3 separate regions of the Mus musculus genome follow, and regions 2 and 3 are each linked to region 1. A link is a loop called in an ENCODE intact Hi-C map of the cell type or tissue named here. Cell type or tissue: left cerebral cortex. All regions are shown on one strand.

The links. Peaks named below come from ENCODE experiments on the same cell type or tissue, not always from the same donor. Only the 100,000 strongest peaks of a DNase experiment are listed, where the experiment ranks them.
Region 2: a loop joins it to region 1, with 2.0 times the contacts of the local background. A loop is called at or near these places in 2 of 42 quality-filtered maps.
Region 3: a loop joins it to region 1, with 3 times the contacts of the local background. A loop is called at or near these places in 5 of 42 quality-filtered maps.

The regions. Positions count from the first base shown.
Region 1 is chr2:104,329,299-104,337,298 of GRCm38, forward strand. All of the region lies in intron 1 of D430041D05Rik (RIKEN cDNA D430041D05 gene), which reads right to left. Among named protein-coding and RNA genes, the nearest start is that of D430041D05Rik, 77 kb to the right of the region's middle. In left cerebral cortex, a CTCF peak has its summit at 4,818 (motif pointing right); DNase peaks (open chromatin) are centred at 2,169 and 4,824; H3K27ac peaks cover 3,188 bases.
Region 2 is chr2:104,171,262-104,179,261 of GRCm38, forward strand. All of the region lies in intron 16 of D430041D05Rik (RIKEN cDNA D430041D05 gene), which reads right to left. Among named protein-coding and RNA genes, the nearest start is that of A930018P22Rik, 52 kb to the left of the region's middle. In left cerebral cortex, a CTCF peak has its summit at 2,323 (motif pointing right); DNase peaks (open chromatin) are centred at 1,658, 1,858, 2,335, 4,708 and 5 more places; H3K27ac peaks cover 3,807 bases.
Region 3 is chr2:104,418,988-104,426,987 of GRCm38, forward strand. Hipk3 (homeodomain interacting protein kinase 3) reads right to left here. Exons shown (of 16, transcript NM_010434.2): 16 at 7,494-8,000. Among named protein-coding and RNA genes, the nearest start is that of Mir1902, 6.0 kb to the right of the region's middle. In left cerebral cortex, a CTCF peak has its summit at 3,431 (motif pointing left); a DNase peak (open chromatin) is centred at 3,430.

The DNA of each region.
Region 1 (8,000 bases):
GAACTCTTTCCATGTGAAGTGACAGAAGAAAGGAGACAGTCGAGAGCTGAAGGGGAGGAAGAGAAAGCTGTCTCAGACAAGACCACGTGGGACAAAGGACCACAGCTCAGAAGCACATAGAGTGCAGTAGGGCTGGTTGTTTGAGATTTGCAAGAAGATCAATGGAGCTCCATCAAAGACTTGGAAGCAGAGCAAATTCTGGATTAAGAAGGCTGGGCTGAACCTTAACAGCATCATGGAAGTCCCACGCAGCAGAATTGAGCTGGCCAAAATAGGGAGAATTATGAGGACCCAAAAGAGACTCAAAAGCCTTGGTGAGAAGTCCAGGCTTTGTCATAAAGCTGTCAGAAGTCATCAGAAAAGTTGAGGCAGGAAATGATCTACTCAGATGTGTATCTGGAAAAAGCAGTGTAGAAAAACAACACAGGATGGGGATGTTAACACATGTCAAGAGGTGAATAGCACTCAGAGAAACAGTGCAGATTCACAAAGGACATTGGGGGGTGGGGAGGAAGAAGGAGGAGAGAAAGTCACACACAGGGACAAACCGAGAAAGAGAGCACTCAGCAGTTATTCATGCTAAGACATATCACCAACACGGATGTAAAGGGAGACAGAATCTAGCTCACTTTTTGTATATTTGTGTGATATCTGGCACACAGTAGACAATCAATAAATGCTTGTTGGTTGAATGAATGAATGAGTAAATGAATGGATGGATGAATGAATGAATGCCCAAAGGCACAGATGGAAAAACGAATGATAAAATGGCAGAGGACATAGAACAAATGTAAGAGAGAGAGAGAGAGAGAGAGAGAGAGTGTGTGTGTGTGTGTGTGTGTGTGTGTGTGTGTGTGTGAGAGAGAGAGAAAGAGAGAGAGAGAGAGAGAGAGAGCTTCCAGGTGAGAGGCTGGGATGCAGTGTGGTAGGCTGTCCATTCACCACACATCTGGAACTACTCTTACCGCCTCGTCTTTATCTCCAGAATAAACTCATACCCTCCAGCTGTGAGCCAAAGTAATGAAAAGATTATGGTCTGTGGAGTCTGGATGGCCCTCTTTTAAATCACTGACCCAGCACTTGCAGCTGGATGAATGAGTTCCTGGGCAACTTTCTCGTTTGGAAAAAGAAGATGTCTGCTCAAAAAAAAAAAAAAAAACAAAAAAAAAACAAACGATCGCAGGGATCAAACATGAGGGTGTGCCAACCAAGTGTCTGGCACAGGGTGGGGACTAAATTAATATTTCTCCATCCTTTCAATTGATTCATCCCCTTCCCACATGGCACTAGCATAGAACTCCAGAAATATAGCCCACAGAGAGAAAATGGTTCTAACACTTTCTCTGGAGCAAACTGGAGACTTTTCAACAGTTCCAACTTATCACAATAGGCAAGGATTGGGGAGGTGGCTCAGTTAAGAGAGCTTCCCTGACATGCTCAAGGCCTTGGGTTCAATTCCCAGCACCAAAAAAACTAAGCCTAGTGGTTTATGACTATCATCCTATCACTCAGGAGGTAGAGGTAGGAAGACCAGAGGTCCAAGGTCCTCTACTATACACTGCCCTGTTTCAAAATTATTGTTATTATTATTATTATTATCATTATTATTAACAATAACAACAATAATAGGTAGAGTTGGCATGATCCCATCAGCAGCTACTGAGGTACTAAACAAGAAGAATAAAGTAATTGTTTAAAGAGAAAAGGCATTGTTTGGATCAGATGCCGTAGACAGTAATATAAGCTAACATGAGACAGTCTTCTTTGTCATACTTACCCAAGCAGAAAAAAAGTCAGGTTCTCTATGATCTACGATTATCAGTCAGAAAAATAATCCTGGATTTGAGCTCAGTCAATCCTCTGTGGTAGCCTTTAGCTTAGCCTGATCACAGATGCTTGCCTGTCACCTTCTCATCCTGGGCAACACAGCTGCGGGCTTGGCTGCTCCTTCTCAGTGGGGTTGGTCTTTAGTATTTTTATTACCTATGATTCTGGGTGTGGTTTGGTGGTAACCAACACTAATATATATGACCACACCATCCACTTCTTTTGCTACGAATTACTCACACTGGCTAGAACAAAACGGACAGAGTTTAACTCTAAAGGGGAGAATGGCTAAGAGGGAACCATGAGTCAACAGCGAAGCTGAGTGTGGTTCCGGGGACTGGGTGTGAAAAGGAAGGCAGTGGCATTTCATGACGCTCACATGCCAAGCGATTTTTATATATGGTACCTCACATAGTTCTTAGAATAGCCCAAAGAGGGAGGTACTGCATTTAGATCAATGTAAGGCATCATTAAAAAGAAAAAGATGTGTTAATTAAACCATGATGAACATTTGGATTTCAGAGATGTTAAAAATGTTTAAAGAAAGTGGGTCTGAGAACCAAGCAAATGTAGCACTAACTTTCATTATATGTGTAAGAAAACTGCAAGACAAAGAAGGCCCTTGCTGGAGGTCAGTGAAATGCAGGTCTGGGTATGGCGTTTAATCTTCAGTGTCAACTTGGCTGTATGTGGAATCATCTGGGAGACGCACATCTAGGCTCATAAAGCTATGTCCAGAGAGGTTTAGCTGAGGAAGAGCAGCCTTTAGATCCACATTGTCAGCACCATACCATAGACTGGGGTCTCAGATGGGTATCAGTGAGCAGGGTTCCTGACTTCGGATGCAGTGTGTTCAGCCATCTCACATTCCAGTGACACCTAATGCTGGCTCTATCACCATGCCTTCCTTCCACTCAAACCATGAGCCAAAAGAGACTGCCCCTTCCTTGAGTTGCATTTGCCAAGTGTTTTGTTAAAGTAAATGAGAAACTCCACAAGTACCTAACCAGTACCTTTGTACCTCACCAGTCTAATACTCAGAGAGCTCAGGCCTCTAACCACTGAGGGCACTGTCTCTTCCCACTGCTGGCTCCTGGCGAATAAAGTAAAAATATACACGGGGTGATGATAAAGACAGACATAAGTTGATCATAATAATTCTCATTATTTGAGAAAAACAACAACTATTTTCTCAGGAAATTGAAAGCTCACCCTAGTACAAAACTGATGTTGCATAGGGATATATACAGACGCTTTTACTGAGACGCCCAAGGAGCAATTAGGAGGCTAATGTATAAATATACAGTAGTGAAGACCACTTTCCATGACAAAGATCCTATCGTCAAGAAAGCCACCTTACAAGTCCATTCCATGGCAGAAACCAAACGTTCAAAGAAGTCGATAATGTTACTGTAATCACCTTTCCTAAATATTACTGATAGCTATCCAGTTTTTTACTGGAAACAGAGCTATTAGATTGTACATAATACCCTGCTGATTGGTAAGCTGCCTGCACAGTCTTCTGATTTTTAAGTAGGAATTGGTAGCAGGCTAAATGATCCAGACATTCAGTGGAATTAAACGTACACCATCCTGTCTTCAGAAAAGTCTCCATGGTTTTGGCCCTAGCTTGGGAGAGGCTCAGCCATCATGAACCAGTAAGGCAGAATCTGATTTTCTTCAGCGTTTTAGACTGACGAGACAGACAGCTCAGCCTAAGGCTTATAGCCAGCTGGAAGACTCTCTAGCTGGGTGACCCTAGACAAGCTGAATTCTCTACATGCCTCAGTAGTAACATGTCTGTAAAGTTTAATGGTATCTACCTCCCAGGGCTCTTATGAATTACAGAGAGAGTTCGCATAAAAGACTTAGCACATCTGGCATGTGGTGTATACTCTATAAATGTTGGTGGATTTTACTGTTTGGGTAGATTATTCTTACCCTATAATTCATTTAACAATAGTGACACTCAGGCCCTTTGGGAGCAGAGGCTGCACAGGTGTAAGCCAGTCTCCTGTTCAGGTATGAGAGAGAACTAAATGTCTGGGGAATCTCCAGGTTCAGAGAGTACCTACAAACTCAGTGCTCCGATGCCTGTGTGCCGCAGCGGGCAGGCTGGTGTGGAAGGAGGGTCAAACTTTAGAGTCGAGTCATTTAATTGCTCAAATCCTAGCTTATCGATCACCTGCCTCAGTGCTTCGAACATCTGGGTGAAGCTCTTTGTAGTCGTTTATAAGTGGAGATGTGATGTTGCTGTCATTGCGCATGTGTGGAAGGAGCTGGGCATACCATAGATCCTAGTCACACAGCAGACATTGTTGAATGGCTGGCCTAACACCCTTTGAATACTGACTTCCCTTTTATTGAAAAGGTGACCTATACTTTTCCATGGAGGGGGGGAAGCATTTCTTTGGGAAACATGAAGTAGAATGATTATTCTCTAGAAATGGAGAATTACGTATATAGATGGATCCTCCACATCAGCTTAATGTTATTCTGCTTATATTTAAGTATGAAATTTCACTGCAGAAAAGTTTTAAAAATAGAAATAAATAAGTGAAAAAATTACTATCCAATAACCCCTCTTTGCCAAGACAACTATATGTGACATCTTGGTGTCTGTCCCTCCCAGAGTATTTTTCTCTGCATGCAAATATGCATTTTTAACCATGTCACACAGCAAAAACAAGGAACCCCATTTTCCTCACACCCTCACCAGTCCTTGCAAAGCACTAAATGTCAACGCTTAAAGGGGATTTTTGCTTGTGTTCTTCAGCAGAAGCACAAGAGGTAAGAACGATCCTTTTAATTAGCTATCCTTTCCCAAAGCTGACGCCCCTTCTGTATGCATAAATCTTCCTGTAACCAGCATTATGTCACGAGTGCCATATTTACACACATATTCACATTCATAGACATGCTCACGTCTATCAAACCAGTGGACATACAGAGAATCAAGCAAGCAGTGGATGTGTTAGCACACGGATGTTTTTAACCAGCAGATGGCTCTGATATACCAGGAACCCACTAACACTCACCCCCATCTACAGGAACACACCCATATAAGATCTGTCCAACAGAACCTTTTCCTACCCACAATCCATCATCAGGACACCAGGCTTGGGCTGCCCTGCTGTGTAACAACCAATCTCCTCAAAATCAGGTGCACACCACGTGCTCACCTGTTTCCCCTCCCCCCTCACCTTAGCCTCAGGCTCCCAATCCCTCCCACCAAAGGTCACCAATGAAAAGCCAGTTTTCTACTTCTACTCCTGTAGAGTGGAGGGCCTTCTCCAAAGAACCAAGGACTGCCTGGTCCTTGCCGTTAGGGTAATGTGTAAGCCCCACCCAAGGCAGCCATGATTCCTGAGTCAAATGTTTTAACCACTTTCTTTGAAAGGAACTGCTCTGGTGAGTAGAGGGCATGGTGAGGAGCCTGACCAGGGTGGGGATGTGCTTTGGGCTGCTGAGGGAGAGACAAAATAAAGATACAAGGAGCAGGTAGGATGGAGATGTTTCTACAACCCAGAGTAGGGAAAGGTTTGATGGATTATGTGAAATGGGGACACCATGAATCACAATCAGTTTCTCATATCCTCCAGGACACTGCTGCTTCAGGTCCCCAACTCCTTCCACAATTGTGACAAATGAGAAGTACTATGTCATGCTACTAATAGGACATTGTTGTTCTAAGCAAACTCTCCAATCATCATACACAGGCCTTGTGTGAGACAGCACACAAAGAAGTAGCCAAAGGCAACGTGACATTAGGAGGCAGATCTGTCCAGTAAGAACATCTAATGTGTAATCATTCCCAGAGTAGTTGCCACAAAGCACACTTCAGAAGAACCTGCCACGCTCTCTCAAAACAAACTCATGATAAAGGGGGGGCAGCGTCGTGTGTGTGTGTGTGTGTGTGTGTGTGTGTGTGTGTGTGAGAAAGAGAGAGAGAGAGAGGGAGGGAGAGAGAGAGAGGGAGGGAGGGAGAGAGAGGGTGAATAAACCCAAATGCATATGAATGTTATGAATGTGACACTGTCACAGCACCGCCCCCCCCCCAGGGGCAGGAGCACAGTGTCTGGACTGGCCAGTGAAGCCTGACACTCTTCATCATGATTATCAATTTCAGTTGCTGGAATGTTGAGACACCCCCTGCACTAACATCCAAATGCCCACATTTATGCATTTTTTAAAAAGCCCATTTTGTAACAGCTGGCAACTGCAATCAAAACTGGGAGATCCAGAATTATTAAAAAGAAAATGTTAGAATCCTTATAGTGCCTTCCTACCGTGCCAGCTGTCACTTTCAGGCCCACTGTTTCCCCAGGTCTCGGTCTTAGACTCTCAATATTAACACTTAACTCTATAATTTTGAAGACATAACTCAGTGGGGAGAGTGCCTGTTTCACATGCATGAGGCCCTGGGTTTGAGCCTTAACATCACAGAAGAAAAAAAAAAAAGACTTATAAAGAGAGAAGAAGAGGGGACTAGGCTGGAGATACGTCTCAATTGGTTGAGTGCTTCCCTGGTGTACATGGGCTTGATTCAGCACAATTCTTCCAGGGGAGGGTCTAAAACACCAACCCAGCCTCAAGACCTTCCACCTACAATCTGTCCTGCCAACATGATGCACTGGGGTAAAGGTGGCACAGAAATTGTGTGAGTGGCTGACCAATGACTGGTCCTGACATGAACCCCAGGTCTCCACATGCGTGCATACAATGTGTGCCCATACATATGCAATCGTGCACAGCATACACAAATAGAAAAGGGGGACAAACGAGTGGCAAAATAGCCTCCTTACAGGAGCTCTACCGTGTTCAGTACATTCAATAAGCTAATTACACTCTCATTAATGTGCATGCATGGAATAGGCAGCTGAAGGTGCACACAGATCGTTATGATAGTCCCACAACCCCCACCTCCAGCAAAGCTCAGCTGCCCTTGGGGAAAGGTAAATTAGGCCATCAATATGAGCTTTGTAAAACTGAAAAAGCCATTTTGTTCCCTGCTCAAATTATAAGTCACCTATTAAACTGAGTTTCGTTTCTCCTCTCTTCATTTTCAATCCACATCCATCATGAAACCTCTCAGCCAACTAAAGAGGGGTCCCCTTGGTCAGTAATTGAATACCTTTATCTGCCCCATAACACAGCTCCCACCTGGCCTGAGAAATGACGTCTTTATCCTGACCATCACTTACAGATCTAGCCACTGCTGATTATTAATTCTGGTAATTCTTAGGTCATTTTAAACATGAGTTTCCACTGATCCTGTTTCTTGGAAAGACCTAGTTAAAATTTCCCCCAAACTCCTAACATATATCTAGTAAAGTGACGCCTCAATAAAAAACAAAACCCTGTAGAGAAGTAAGCCAGCTTCTCAGCATGGCACTAACACGTAGCCTTGTGACCTCCAACTCTTCCAGAAACTTTTGTGCATTCTAAAGCCTCACACTTCAACAAGCTTTTTAGCTGCTCCTAAACTATGAAGAAACATTCAGAAAATCACCCTGACATGGTGGTATTTATCTGTAATTGTAACAGAACCACACCATAAGCTGGACCCAAAAAATACTGAAAGATATGCATATACGTACATACCTATACTTTTTTTTGTTTTATTTTTGCATGAAGTCTTGCTGATATACTCTAGCCTACAGGCATCTTACCCCTTCCTGACTTTCTAAATATTATGTTGAAAAGCATTTTCTGCAGTGATGGAGTGTTTTTATAATTTCACTATGGTAGCCACTGGCCGAGAGTGGATAGCAAGCTCAACGGAAGCACTGAGCCCTCCATTGTATTTAGATTCAAGTCATCACCACGAGTGACGGTGGCTACCATTTTAGGCAGAGCCATTTGCAATCATTGTTAAGGTGGGCAAGCAAGGGAACTGTCCCGGTGAATGAGTTCTGTGGGTGGAGCAGCTTTCTGATAAACTAAGAACCTCACTCCCTTGCTTTGCAAGTGCTTTTCGGGCTTTTATAAGACACCAATTCTTTTTCACCTTATTTCTCTGTCTTTCCAAAGCACATTTCTTCTATGGCAATGTCACTGCAGTAGACATTAGCATGGGTGTCTTTTTAAAATACAATACACCCATGTACTCTCTTAAATAGCATTCACTGAGTATAATTTAATCTTTTCTGTAGGCCTCAGGGTCACTGCTA
Region 2 (8,000 bases), 160 kb before region 1:
AAAATAAACACCCTTGTCCCCCAGATGCCGTGCTCACGGTGTTCCGTCACAGCGACAGAAACCCCAACTAAGACACTGTCTCATGAATTCCAACTGTCCTAGGAAGGGCCACATCCCTCCTAACACCACAGTCCTTTGAGTCATCTGATGTCCACCTAGGAAGGGAAACACCTTCCAAACCCTCTGCCTGCAGAAGGGGGTCATGCTTGTTCTGGTTTTAATGGGACAAATACCGCTTTCAGCCTTAGTTGCTCTTTAGGCTGTGTTAAGGAGACAGCAATTAGTAAAATTGTGACCTGACCCCAAAGGACTATCCTTCAATGACTATAAGCTGGCAGAGGTGAGAAGCTGACATGCCAGGTATTGTTCCCAGAGCTTTGCATACACTGACATTTTAACTCTTACGATAACCTACTGCAATATTAACACGTATGATTATTTTTATTGTACAGATGAGAAAGATAAGGCACTGAAAAGTCAAACAAAGCCCTCGTCCACTGTACACACACAAACAGAACTTTTCCCATCCCATAGGTGTGTGCTCTGATCAAAGCAGGAACAGTCTTCTGAGACAAGGACAGAGATACAATAATTACTAAGATTGTCTCAGAGACCATGAGGATAGATGCATCACTATATAAGCAGAAGTGCTTCTCAGCAATATCTGTCAATAAGCAGTTAGCTGTTCCCAACTGCTCCTTGGGGGTTATGAACTCCTCTGGGGTTCCGTCTGGGTTATGCCATCCATAGCCCTCAATCCAGAGCTCTATGTCTGAAGCCATTGATCAGCTGCTAAGTGAAAGAAATCCATATAGCGGGTGTTCACGTTTGCTTGAGGACCTGTGCTATGCTTGCCCTGTGAGGAGGAGTCTACCGCATGTATTGCCTTGCTTAGCCTCACAGGTACATAAAACAGATGTGTCCATTTTCAGATGGCGGTACTGTGACCACTGGTTTACTTGGCCCTTGCCCCTTCCCTTCCCTTCTGTTCACTTATGATGTCTTATGCTTAGACATACACATATGAAGCCTTCCCACATTGATGGTGGGCTTGAGTGCAGAGTCTGTCTGGAGTCGTATTTGGGAATGAGAATGTATATTTAAGGCTATTTAACCTGCAAGTTAGCGTATTTACTTCTCAACTTCCTAGTGAAAAATCCTGGGAAATTATTTGTGTGTGTGTGTGTGTGTGTGTGTATGTGTGTGTGTGTGTGTGTATTAATCGAAGTATACTTTAGAAATTCTGAAAGGAGAAAAAACAATGAAGGAATGGCTGCTAATAATAAGAAATAGAACGCACAGATAAGCCAAACAAAGAAAATCAAACCCATTGTAATCTGCCAGAATGACTACAGCTAACACTGTGACCTCTGTGTATGTCCTTCCAAATGTTTCTATGCATAGGGAAGAGGTTATAGATCATAAATGCCCAACACCTCCAATCCCCGACCCCAGACAGAACAGAGAATGACACGTTGCCCGTGACAGCCTTCCCTTCTAAGGCACTCGTACTCCGACATCAAATCCTCTGGTTTTTGTGATAGAGAACAGGAAGTGGGGGCAGCAAACTTGAGAGAGGAAGGGTGTGGACTGCAGGGTTTTTAAAGTAGGCGTTTTCTAGAGAAGAACAAAAGTAGCTGTGACGTGTGAAGGAGAGAACTTAAAAAGGACCACATCTTAGTCAGGGGTTCTCCTGCTATGATAAATATCATGGCCAAAAGCAAACTGGTGGAAAGGGTTCGTTTGACTTGATCTTCACTTTACAACCCACCATCAAAGGAAGTCAGGTCAGGCCCTCAAGGCAGAAACCTGGAGAGAGGACCGAAAGCAGAGAAGGAATAACAGACACTGGCTTGTTCTCTATGGATGGTGCTCAGCCTGCTATTGTTGTAACCAGGGCCATCTGCCCAAGCTGTCACCACACACAGTGAGCTGGGCATGCCCACATCAAGCACTAACTCAGAAAGTGCTAAGTAGACTCATCTATAGTCCAACATTCTGGAGACACTTTCTCAGTCGAGAGTCCCTTTTCCCAGATGACTAGCTTGTGCTAGCTAATACGACATAAAACTAACCAACATGACCTCTGAGTATGATATCACATGAAAAATATGAATTGAGGATTAGAGATGTTTACAAATTACTGCTGTTAGCATAGTTCTTTGGTTTAGATACTCTTTCAAAATATCCTGTCTGTATTACGATTTTATAAACAGAAAATAAGCGGACACATGTATGTAAATGGATACAAATATGTAAAGTTTTAAAAAGTTTATTTAACTTTTATTTATGTGTATGTATGTGTGTCTGTGTGAGGATATGCCACATGCATGCAGGTGCCCTCAGAGGCCAGAAGAGGGTGTTGGAACCTTTGCAAATGGAGTCCAGGTGGTTGTAAGTCAATCTGATGTGGGCGCTGGAAGAACAGCAAATGCTCTCAACTGCTGAGCCATCTCTCCAGCCCCATGTAAAGCTTAAAAAATACACATTTGTGTGTCTATATATTATTATTATATAAGTACTATATATAATATTATATGTCAATGAATATCACTCATAAGAAATATTTTAAAGAATTTCATAACCATATTATATGGAATTTTAAGATTATACTTAATATAGCCTACTCTTTTCGATGGTCATCTGATATCTCACTATATAAAGCAAGCTGTAAAAGATATTCTTGTGACTAAACTTGTATATAGCCATGTGTTTACCCCTAGGCTAAATTCACACAAGTGAAATTGTTGGTATAGAGAATATGCATATATTTAAGGTTTGGGGTAGTTATGAATTTTCTCGTGGTAGATTACAACCTATAGAAGAAATCAAGACCATTCTTTCTCCCCTGAACACAGGGGCCCTGGTTTTGGGTGCTCTGCTGCCCTCACACAGGACAATCACCTGCAGTTCTAATCACACTGTTTTCTTTCTTTAAAAGAACTTTCTATATTTGGTTTCTTTATTATTTTATGTGTTGAAGTATTTTGCCTAGGTGTGTGTGTGTGTGTGTGTGTGTGTGTGTGCATGCGCGCACTGTGTTCATGCCTGCAGAGGTCAGAAGGAGTTGGATCCCCTAGAACCTGAGTTACAGACAGTTGTGAGTGGCCAGGTGCATTCTGGGAATTGGTCCTGGGTCCACTTGAAGAGCAGAATGTATTCCTTATTACTGAGTCAACTCTTGGGCCCTACATGTTATTTTCCAAAGAGCAAGGGAGTCTCATACAGCAAGGCTGCCTACACAGTGGGTAAAAATTTATGTGACCTCAGTTTCTTTCTGAAACTCCCTGGGAACAAATTTGAGGGACATTATAGCTCTGCTAGGGACTCCATAGGACATATGAAACTACTTCACAAACTTAGTCCTACTGTTTGGCCTTGGGGAATATTTTGTAGCCTGAAGTCTTCAACAAAATTAATAACTAGTTTTGAAAAAAATACACTAATGGAAAGATGAGCTACTGACCAGCAGAAAATATTAGAATCTATATTCAGGATATGTAAATGACATTGATAAATGAATAAGAGATATCCAGTTTAAAAATGGTACATTATGCTTGAAAAGATACCTCAACAAAGGACATTATCAAAATGTCCAATTTGCAGGTATCATCAGTAACTGGGAAAATTGTATCCCTTCAGATTCAGTAGAATGAGTTAAATAAAAACAGTCTAATAACAGTGAATGCTGGTGAGGCAGAGAAATAGGGTTGAATAGTCATTGCTGGCGAGAGGGAAACGGTTTGATGCTTTCTAGGTTTGCAGTTTAGAAAAAAAGTCAGACCTGTGTATCTACTCTACAAGCCAGCAACTTTATTCTGGGTTGTCTGAAACAGATGAGGGCATGTTTACAACATAGCTAAGTTCTCAGCGTATTCTTCATACTAGGTCTAAAGTGAAAACAACCTGAATATCCCACAATAGGGTGACGAATAAGCACAAGGCATTGGGTTTTTATGAGAACAGTAATAGAAAAGAACAAGACACTGGTAATGCAGTGGGATAGGCGAAGCTGATCTGGAGAAGTCAGACACATAGTACGTACTCAACAATTCATTTAGAAGAGTCCAGGAGAAGCAGGGCTGTGATGGTGGATATCAGATAGGCAGTCGCCCCTGGACAGGTAGTGCTTGAAAGAAGAGAGAGGGAACTATCTGGGGTGTATGAGAGAGAGGAAAATGTTTCGTATTTTGATTAGGCTGATGGTCACAAGGGTATGCCCATTTACTGCAGATATGAACAGTTTACTATAATATATCAGTTTCACCATGATAAAAGAAATAAAATGGGTTGGAACAGCATAGCTGGTTTGGTGGGGGCTGCTCAAGGAAGATCTGCCTAAGGAGGTGATATTACCGAAGACCTGAAGGCAAAGGGGCTGGCTATGTACTTACTACAGGGCAGTCTAACAGAAAGTCTTACGGTAGGAAAGGGCTTGGAATGTGCAACAGAGAAAGGACCATTATGGAATGAAATTGTGACCCCCAAATTCATACCCTGCAGTGGTACTCCCCAGGACCTCAGAATGTGATCCTGGTTGGAAGGTCAGAGTTTTAGAGGTTGATTAAGTTAAAATGAAGTTATCTGAGTGCACCCTAGCTCAACAGTACAGATGTCTCTCTAAGGGTGGACATATGGACACAGACATCCACAGAGGAAGACAGCGTGAGCACTTGGCAGGACTTCCATCCGCACACCAAGGAGGGAAGAGATTCTCTCCACCGCTCCCTACAGCAAACGAGTCCTGCTCACACGGTGACCCAAGACTTTGAGTCCCTAAAGCTCTGAGGACGCCAACTTCCCTTGTTGACACCATTTTGTGTCCTGGCAAACCAAGACATAACCTTGTGGCTGAAGGCCAAATTGTCAGAATTGGGACTGACCCGACAAGGTCCCAAAGGCCACAGTAAGAAGGCTGGACTGTTTTCAAAGGGCAATTGCAGACACCTAGAGACTTCTAAGCAGGAGGGAAGCGTGGCTGGAATTTATGGGGAGTTACTTAGGAGGCTCTTGCAATGCTCCAGGCAAGAAGAGATGGCAGGCGTTTGATGAGAGTGGTCATGGGCAGAGACAATGCCAGTGAGTTCCAGACATTTTGGCAAAGGACCAGCAGTGCTTGTTGATGGATTAGAAGCGGGGGGGCGGGGGGGGGGAGGGGGACGCATGCTATTTCTCCGGAGCTAATGTGTGTGGCTCTCTTCTTTGAGGTCCCTTCTCAGAAGCCACCTTCCTGAAGACCTTTACGTTTGGCTGAGACAGCAAGATCCGCTCCTGTCATTCTCTACAGCCTCAGCTTCTTCCTGGCCCTCCAGTGTCCCTCTGGCATGCCCGTGTCCATCTCTGTGCCTTTAATTCTGTTCTTCTCCTGGACTGAGTCCCCAGATGGCATGTAGTGAGACCACAACAGATATTCATGGAATGAAATGGTGCAAAAATAGTTTCGAAGCCCTAAAGAACAGCCAGCTAAAGGTCGTTAGCAGGAAAGATGTTTTCACAGTTTTAGGACGAACGAGACAGTCATATTGCAAGCGAAACTTTCAAAAGCATGCAATCTAGAATCCCAGGCACGGGCCCCAACGTAGAGGAATGTTTTACAGGTCTCTACTTTCCAGATTTGCTTCACCAGAACACTGCACTTCAGAATGCAAGACTTTGAAAAGCCCCCACCCTTGCCTCCAATTTGCCACAAGACTGTTTTCTGCCTGGTGCTAATCGGCAGCTCCACCCTGCCAGGAGAACAGTCTCCACAGATCCGACATCTGCCTGGCAAGGGCCCAGAGCAGGCTGAGGGTGGACCCCAGGCATGAGAAATGTATCTGGTTCCCTGTCTCTCTCCACCAATCACGGTCCCAGAGCCCACACAAAACACGGCAGTTTCCCCCTATTTCATGCCTGCTCTGGATCTCGCAGGCCCATGTGCCTGCCTGCCTTGCCGGAAGCAGGGATATATTTAGAAAGCTACTTCTGGAAAACAAACTCCAGGGGCTCTGCCTTTGTGGAAGGCTGACAGAGGAGTGGGGAGGCCTTTGCAGCCACTTCCTTCTGAGCCCACATCGCAGACGAGTCTCCACCAATAAAACGAGACTGGCTCTTAGTGGCACAGGTTGGGGTCTAAGGAGTTTGGTGACTTCTCTCTTACAGAAATCCCCATTTCATTCCGCTGGCCCACTGGAATCATCTAGGCCACAGAGTGAGGAGACAAGTGTGGTTTCTGCATTCTGGGTGAGCTGAAGAGACAGGATGTGGTTTCCTAATTGACTTTTAATCTTCCAGGCAGTGAAAACTGAGACCGCACAGACAGGACAGTGAGAGACAGAGGTATCCAAGTCTTCACGGTCATTTCTGCTCCTGTGCAAAGCTCTCTAGCATGCGGCAGGAGCCTGATGGGGCAGACTCCAGCACTTCTGTCCCATAGGCGGCTGCTCTTCACATGCAGTGGGGGTTTAATACTGAGTGGGTTAAAATATCCCACTGGCCCACACTGTTTGGGAAAGTATGACCTTAGAGGTCACCTTGGGTGGTGTATCCATGTGCTGGAGTAACAGGAAAGGTCTCGGGTCCCCATCACCAAACCCATCTCCAGTCACACCATACCCGCGAAGGCTCCCTTTGGGTATGGTTAGAACTTTCCTTGGTGTAGAATACACTTCACAGCAGATGGAAGATGCCTACAGGACTGGGATAGAAAGACAGAAGACAAGGGATCGCTCACCCCTGGTGGAGTCTGAAAGCCATGGGTACCACTGTTTCCTGCCTCCCACCTCCATACAGCATCACCAGCATCAGCCCGTTTGTTCTCACGGTAATCCCATGTGGTAGGACCACATGCATGCCCATTTTATACACAAGCACCCTAAAGAACAGGCAGGTGAAACAACTACTCATAATTCACACAGCTAGGTGGTAGTTCAGCTCCAGAAACCACAGCACAGTCCCCTGTGTTGCTTGTGAGCTTTGAAGGTAATCTATAAGCCAAAGTCACCCAAATAACACTAGTTTTAACTGTTTCAAACAGGAGTCAGTCTGAAAGCATCACAGAAAGCTGCTTTGTGTTTTACTTTGAGATTAATCACCAAGGCTGAGCTGGTGCTGCAGGCCAGGAAGGGACAGGGAGGACCTTGTCTGTGAGTCAGCACTCCTTCATAGCTGACAGACTGTCCCCACGTCTACCCAGATACGATCTTCCTCCTCTTCAGCCTTGCAAAGGCCAGACAGCTGCACAGAATATCTTCGGCACCACCTCTTTCAAATCCACCTCAGATGTACATAGTTCCAACTTAGCATGGGCTTCCCAATACCACAGGCACCACGCTGGTGTCCTGGTACCATCTCAGGCTGGCTGCTTCCTGAGTGGCCACCCAAAGAGGAGACTGAGTGACATGAAAGGGAACAATGCCATGGAGGAGTGTGCTGGACTCCTTCCTTAGAGAAGAGCCTTCCTCATGCAGCCTGCACTGTGACAGTCGTGGCATCTGTCCTTCCCTTCCTGTGCTCTCATTTGGTTCTGCTGCTGTGATAAAACACTGACCAAAAAAAGCACCTCGGGGAGGGAGGGCTTTATTTCATCTTATGCTTCCAGGCAACAGTCCCATCACTGAGGGACATCAGGGCAGGTGCTCAAGGCAGGAACCTTTAGGCAGGTGCTGAAGCAGATGCTATGGAGGAGAGCTGCTTCCTGGCTTGCTCAGCCTGCTTTCTTGTGATAAATAATCTTGGCCCACCTGCCCAGGGTAGCACCTTCTACATTGGGGGCAGGGCCTTCAAGTCATTAATCAAGAAAATGTCTCACAGATGTGCCTACAGGCCAAGGTGATGGAAGCTGTCTTAGGGTTTTACTGCTGTGAATGGACACCATGACCATGACAACTCTTATAAAAATAAGTTTAGTTGAGGATGGCTCACAGGTTCAGAGATTCAGTCCATTATCATCAAGGCAGGAGCATGGCAGTATCCAGGCAGGCATGGTACAGGCAGAGCTGAGAATTCAACATCTTCATCTG
Region 3 (8,000 bases), 90 kb after region 1:
GCAGGTCTCTGAGACCAACTTGGTCTACACAGGGAGTTCCAGGCTAGTCAGAGCTACATAGTAGAACTCAGACTAAGGGAAGGATGGGTGTAGGGAAGGAAGGAGGAAGGAAGAAAGGAAGAACGGACCAACCACGTTCCATGAGGGAAGCATGTCCAATATTCCCAACTCCTTCTGCCAGAACCCTACAAATGAACAAACCTGCAGCTGTGCCCAGATCTGCAGCCAGCACTGCTAGATAAGACTAACATTTTCAGCTCCTAAAACATTGGGGGTTATTTGTTGCCAGAGTACAATTTTTAAAGCCCAGCTAATCGTGAAGAACAGACACAGTGTAGTCAAAAATGATTTTTTAATGAAAAGTTATTGAATTGTCAAATATTCTTTGAATGAAAACCAAGAAGTTATACAATAAGGCTGTGGGGTTGTTATAATTATTTTGGTTATTTGAATGCAGGTTTGAGGAGAGCTAAGAAAGTGTCAACTTTGGCTCCATCATCCTTCCTGGGGATTGGAGTCACAGGCCCCAGCTTCCTAATTTGAATTAGGGACATCAGTGGGAAAGTCTGAATGCAGAGACGGGCTGGATGTGGCTGTACCAGCTGGATGTGGCTTGTACCAGCTGGTTGTGGCTTGTACCAGCTAGATGTGGCTTGTACCAGCTGGATGTGGCTTGTACCAGCTGGATGTGGCTTGTACCAGCTGGATGTGGCTTGTACCAGCTGGTTGTGGCTTGTACCAGCTGGATGTGGCTTGTACCAGCTGGATGTGGCTTGTGAGAGCGGATTACTAAGATTCCAAGACTTCTGGGAGCTACTTGTTAGTCATTCTTCTTAAATTGAATTACAAAAGTTACAATTAGACACCATTAAAAATCAATTGACACAGCCAGTGCTCACAGTCCATGGTTCCAACGTGCATGAATCCCATTTACCACCATTTTAGTTAAGTAACACTAATTTGCCTATAATACAGACTCATTTTTTGTTGTTCTTCCTCCCTCCTTCCTTCCCTACATCCCTCCCTCCCTTAGTCTGGGTCCTACTATATAGTACTGGCTAGCCTAGAACTCCCTGTGTAGACCAAGTTGGTCTCAGCATAGTGTCAATGACCGTATCAGCAACCTTTGTTAACCCTCCAGTCTACAAATCACTAATACACATGCCTCCCACACAGTGGCCAGTCACACAGTTCTTCCAAGACTAGCAACTGCCCAGCTGTCATCAGTTCCAGCAGACAGAGAAGGGTGTGGCTGGGCTTCCTTTCAGTCTTCCAGAGTAATAAGCCTACATAATATTTTACAACACTGGATACTCAAGAGCTGGGGAGGGGGTCTCAGTGGTAAGAGCACTTAGTGTGAAAGCCAGAGGGCATGTGTTCAAATTCCCCAGCAGCCAGGTAGTAGCTGGGCAAAGTTGTGTGTACCTACAATTCCAGCACTGGGGGTGGGGTGGGGGGGTGGGCTGGGAGATGGAGAGGGGAGGCAAAATGATGAGTTTCAGGATCCGTGAGAAGGAACCTGACCTAAAACACAGACAGACAGACAGACAGACAGACAGACAGACACCTGGCATCCTCTTCTGGCCTGTGCCTTTACAAGGGCCTGTGCATATCTACACACATGTACACATAACTACACTACACTACACTACACACACACACACACACACGAGAGAGAGACAGACAGACAGACAGAAACAGAGAGGGAGAGGGAGAGACTGAAGACTTGTCTAGCAAAGGAGAGTGACAACAGAGGCAGGCACTGGAGTAAAGGTAACTGGACTCAGAGAACCAGTAGCTGATGGTGGGAAGGCTGACACATGTGTTGTGCTGTGTGGATTATTCAGATAAATCTTGGGGACCTGGGAAGGACAAATTCATCAGCATATACAAGCAAAGTGGTTCTGTCCAGAAACATGAAGACAGATACTCTATGGAGGAAGCAATCCTGAGAAATTCAGGTTAGAGGAACTGCTGGACAGTGGAGATAAGCAACAGACTAAGTATGAAATCCAAGACATCACAACTTAGTAAAGAACGTAGCAATTGGCCAAGGACAGAAGAGGTGTTGCATAACGGAGGTGGGATAAGATAAACCACTCTTCACAGTGGCAATGTTTTGCATATTACACCACATAAGCCTCTTCTTCCTCGGCTCATTTCTGTAAATACTCCGACCATGATAGGGGCCTTTGTAATACCTTCATAAAGGTCAGGAAACCATTTTAATGTTCTTCTATTGATAACAACCTTGCAGGGATGGCTTGCACTCGCCACTTTACACTAATTGGGCTGTACATCCTGTAATCTCCATGCTTGAGGTTATTTCTGTCTCTGCGAAATGAGGTGTGTTTCTTCATGTTCAATGATAGCAGGCAAGTTGCTTGAAATTTGCCAGTGGATTGGCAAACACTTGACAGGCTGCCTTCTTGGCTGTCTAGAATTAAAAACGTGTTGGAAAACCTGGCATTTGCCTATAATTCCAGCCCTTAGAAGGCTGAGGCCAGAGGAGTATAAATTCAAGACCAGCCTAGGCTACATAGCAAGAACTTAGGTGGGTAGATGGGTGGGTGGGTGGGTGGGTGGGTGGATAGAGATAGATTAGATAGATAGATAGATAGATAGATAGATACATACATACATACATACATACATACATACATACATACATACATACATAGAAAATGATGTTGAAGAAACCATTAATGTAATTTTCACTGAAGTCTCACTATTAGCTGCACACTGTGAACAGGAGAAAATGAGGAAAGCATGTGACAATGCTTGGCCACCATCAGACAGAACAACATGTCACTAGTGAGATGTCCCAACATGACTTATGGGCTTATGGGCACAGGGGCGGGGCACAAACACTCATGTACCAACCATACCTGTTCATCAAAAACATCTTAATAAATCAGTTGTGTTAAAGCAGCTAGTAATGAAATAGTCATAGCCTGATTTTTTTTTTTGTCAAATCATGGCTGGATTATAGTCTTATGCTACATGCATATATGAGAGTTTGGCAAAAATGTAACCAACACCCTTTGATTCCATCCTATGAAAGCCAATGTGGAATTATAAAATATAAGTACTTGCTGTGTGCTACCACATTCTCTATATTCATTTCGAGCAACCCGCCCCCCCTTTCCCTGCAGGTCAGTAAACATTTACTGGACATGGAAGACATAGTCAGGAAATTCTAAAGGGGCAAAACTATGAAACTATGTGGTGGGAGAAGGGTGGGTAAATGCATAGATGTCTTCCTTCAATAGACTTGGGGTACTGTCACTTTTAAAAACTATTTGTAAAAGTAAAAAACCTCTCACATTGTACCATACTGTCCCTGGGACACAAATATACTGCCCTTAGTTCTGCTTTGTTGTTTTAGATATTACAGAACAAATGTTTAGCGAACACTTTCTCCCCCTGCTGGCCATTATATAACATTGCATTATATTGAAGAGAGTGACCAACTGTTAAACTGGATGCTCAGACCATCTCAGGCCTGATTAACTTGCTTGGTGTATGCTATGCATTTCTATTGAATTCCTTGCCAGTATTTGTCTTACTGAAAGACTACTAGTCACTGTCCACTGGATCTGCCATGGCCAGTCACTTGCTGACTCTCAGGCCTGAAGTGGACCCTCCACGCTATCTGTTGGCTTCATCTTTTTTGCAAGCCCTCAGCTCTTTCACTTAACAGAGTAAATTAAAGTCCAACCCTTCTTAAAAAAATCATAATTCAAAAAATGACAAGATAGATTAAATGTAAGCCTCCAAATTCCATTCCACAGCCTTTTCCTATGTGTGTTTGGCCTGCATGTATGCCTGCCCACCACCTGCAATGCAGTGCCTTCAGAAGCAAGAAAAAAGGAGCCAGTTTCCCTGTTGGAGTTCAAGACAGTTGTGAACTACTGCCATGGGGGTGCTGGGAACTGACCCAGAGTCTCTGCAAGAGCAGCCAGTGTTCTTAACTACTGAACCATCTCTGCAGCCCCAAATTTATTTACTTAGAAAATATTTTAGTACCTACTGCAGGCAGACACAAAGCAAATGTCAAAAGTATAGCATCTACAAGATAAAAATGGGTTAAATCCAGAGTTTCCAGTCGGTGAGACATACTGAATCAAAGGAGAGATGGGAGCTATGGTAATGTCTCATAAATACAGGCTAAATAGTGCAGACATTCAACATAAGAAAAAGCATAAGTCAAAATAATAGTATGCATGATATAAAATGCTCAGAAAAAAATGAGATTTATTCATCTATGCACGAGTGCTCTATCTGTACATACACCTGAATGACCGAAGAAGGCATCAAATCCCATTACAGGTGGTTGCGAGACACCATGGGGTGCTGGGAATAGAACTAAGGACCCCCGGAGGAGGAGCTGCTGCTCTTAACCACTGAGCCATCTCTAATACCGCAAAATACACAAAATTTAATATTGTATTTATAAAAGAAAGAGGTGTGGCTTATCAGTTAAGGCTTGTGAAGGACCTGGGTTCACCTTCCAGTATCAACATAGCAGCTCACAACCATCAGTGACTGTAGTTCCAAGGGACATGGCACCTTCTTCTACCCATTACACATACCAGATATGCACATGGTGCACACACATACATGCATGCAAAACAATCAGACAAATGTAAAAATTAAAAATAAGTAAATCTTTTTAAGGAAAAAAAAGTGAGTTCTTTGTATTCTCTGTCTCTAATGCTTAGAACAAAACCAATCACTTTGCATTGAGAGTATGGGCACTGAAACATTGGAGGATTATAAATCATGCAAAAAAAAAACCCAAAAACTTGTTATAAATATCAAATAGAAACAGTAGAAACTGGGCCAACAAAATAGCTCATCGAGTAAAGGCACTTAGCATATAAGCCTGGGGGCCCAAGCCTGGTCCCTGGAGCCAGTGTAGAGATGTATGAGAAAGCCAACTACACAAAGCTGTTCTGATTTTCATATGTGCACTGTGGCAAATGCTCTTGTATACAAACACACACACACACAGTTTTTATTTTTAATTGTCTGCATGTATAGTAACTATTTGAAAACTGTAATTTTTTTGAAGTGTGTTTCTCTGAATTTTCCAGGCATGTGGCAACATGAACAATTCTCTGTGATAGAAAATATACTACTTTTACTTCCTGTGACTATACTTATCATACATAAACCATAGGGTCAATAACATAGGACACTATCACAAGCAGCACAAAACCTCCCATGACAAGGACCAGAGATTTCATATAAAAGCTAAAACTGCAGGAGAAAGTTCTAAAACTTCACACTCAAGAAATGTCTTAGGGAACACAAAGTAAGAAATAGTGGCATATTGGGCTTCATCCAAATTTAAACCTTTGGCTCTTCCAAATACTATGTTAAACTAAAAAAATGCTGGGTGTGTGGTGCACAGCAGACCAGCCTGGGCTACAGAGAGTTCAAGGTCAGACTGGCTATATAATGTGTCTTTTCTCCAGAAAGGGAAAAGGATACATTATATTCATAATACAAACCTCTCAATCAAAGGCATGCACTGGCCTCCCCTTCTTGTATGGACTGCAATACCATTGTAGAGAGTTGTCACGCCTGTAGCCTACTCTCCATGGGTCAACCAGAGTCAAATTTTACAAGACATAGATTGGGTTGCATTTGAGCACCTAAAATCTTTTATAGCTTCTTGGTGTCTGGAATTAAGTCCACACTCCTTCCTTTGGCAGAAGGCTGCATGCCCAACCCCACAGTGGCATTCTGTCTCACCCCACCCATGCACTGAGCTCTCCGAGTGGTCTTAGAAGTGCATGCAGGGGCTTTTTTTTTTTAAAGATGCATTTATTTATTTATAAGATTACATTTATTTTATGTTTGTAAGTACACTGTAGTTGCCTTCACATACACCAGAAGAGGGCTTCAGATCTCATTACAGATGGTTGTGAGCTACCATGTAGTTGCTGGGATTTGAACTCAGGACCTTCAGAAGAGCAGTCAGTGCTCTTAACCTCTGAGCCATCTCTCCAGGCCTGGAGCTAAGCTTTTATGCTGTTACCTCCCTGTGTGGCTAGCAGTCTACATACCTCTAATGTCACACTGTTGGCACTGATTTGCTTGGTCTCCCCACCACAGTGTGGTAAGGCAATGGACCTTCTAATGATAAACACCCAGTACTAGGAACATAGATATGCCCTAGCTATTTTGAATGACTCGTGGTGGACTTACGATGTGCAGGTACTGGCTTAAGCATTCACTCAAAGGTATTTCCAGGCTGTTACCCTTCATCCCCTACAGAAACAATTCCTATAGTCCTAGACCTACTTACATAGCTCAGTACTCCTTGGTATTTATTCCCTGAAGTTGAGGGTCCTTGCAGGCAAAGAACTATAGATTTCATGTAACTCTTAGGCCAGTGTCTGAGCTTTAGTGACAGTTTTTTGTTGTTGCTGCTGTTTGTTTAAGAACCCAACTTCACAATGACTAAAACAAAAATGGAAAGTTAGAAGACAACTAGAATGCTCACATACCTCAAGTGTTAATTAATTCCGGCATTTTGGAATGCTATGTGGTAGTGTCTAAAGAAGTGAAGCATGCATGTCCCCTACAACCTACTAATTCTATACCTGCATATATATGTTGTGTATGCTGCATGTATTCTCCACAAGATGGACAGTAACACTCACAGCCACACTAATCCAAATACCTAAAAGGGCAAACTTACTCAAACCACCGTCAACAAAACTGGTTTATGCAAACAAGAATACTATAGAGCCATGAATATAAATTAATTATGTATAATCTGGAGGACTTTCACCAACAAAACGTTGAAAGCAGCAAACACGAAGACAACTCATCTATTTTATACTTCAGTTAAAAGCTTATGGAGAGAGAAATCTGTATTCAGTGGTGTGTTTTGGCTTAGCTCTAGATTTGATCCGAAGCACCAAAAGTCCCTAATCACTTTTCCGCTCTAAGAAATGCTCTCCCGCACGCTTGCCTGCAGATCTGTGTCTGAAGTTAAGGACCGGAGAATAAGATGCCATTTGAGAAGTTAACTGGAACTGACTTGGGGCAACCACGTTCTTTCAAAGTCCCATGTTGTACTTTTCAAAAACCATGACTTCCCTTGTCCTCCACCCATGGATAGCAAACAGAATGCTTCCCTCAGAAATATTTGAGAAAAATCAAATTTTCAAGAAAAATGGCCCACGGTTATGCTGTGGTTTCAGGTGTTTCTGGCACACTGTGCCAGATGACAGTTTGAAGAGAAAGGAGGGAAGCAGACTCGTGGTTGGCCTGGCTCAATCTGATGCACACTGGCTGGCAGCCAGACTCTGGGCACAAACAAGTTGTACTGTGTCCTCCTCACCTAGCAAAATTCCTAACCCAAGGTGGCTCTGCCTCAAATGAAATGTCAACACTGAGGGAACTGGGTAATGACAATCTTTCCCACCACTACCCCTAAGAAGTACTGGAGTGGAAAAAAAGCCAGCAAGCTGTTTGCCGCAATATATATATTTTAATTCAAAGTGAATCAACAGTAATACACCATAAATTCTTATTTTGACACTCACCAAAATAGTCACCTGGAAAACCCGCTTTTTGTGACAAAGTACAGAAGGCTTGGTCACATTTAAATCACTGAGAACTAGAGAGAAATACTATCGCAAACTGTAATAGACATTACATCCATAAAAGTTTCCCCAGTCCTTATTGTAATATTGCACAGTGCAATTGCTACATGGCAAACTAGTGTAGCATAGAAGTCAAAGCAAAAACAAACCAAAGAAAGGAGCCACAAGAGTAAAACTGTTCAACAGTTAATAGTTCAAACTAAGCCATTGAATCTATCATTGGGATCGTTAAAATGAATCTTCCTACACCTTGCAGTGTATGATTTAACTTTTACAGAACACAAGCCAAGTTTAAAATCAGCAGTAGAGATATTAAAATGAAAAGGTTTGCTAATAGAGTAACATTAAATACCCTGAAGGAAAAAAACCTAA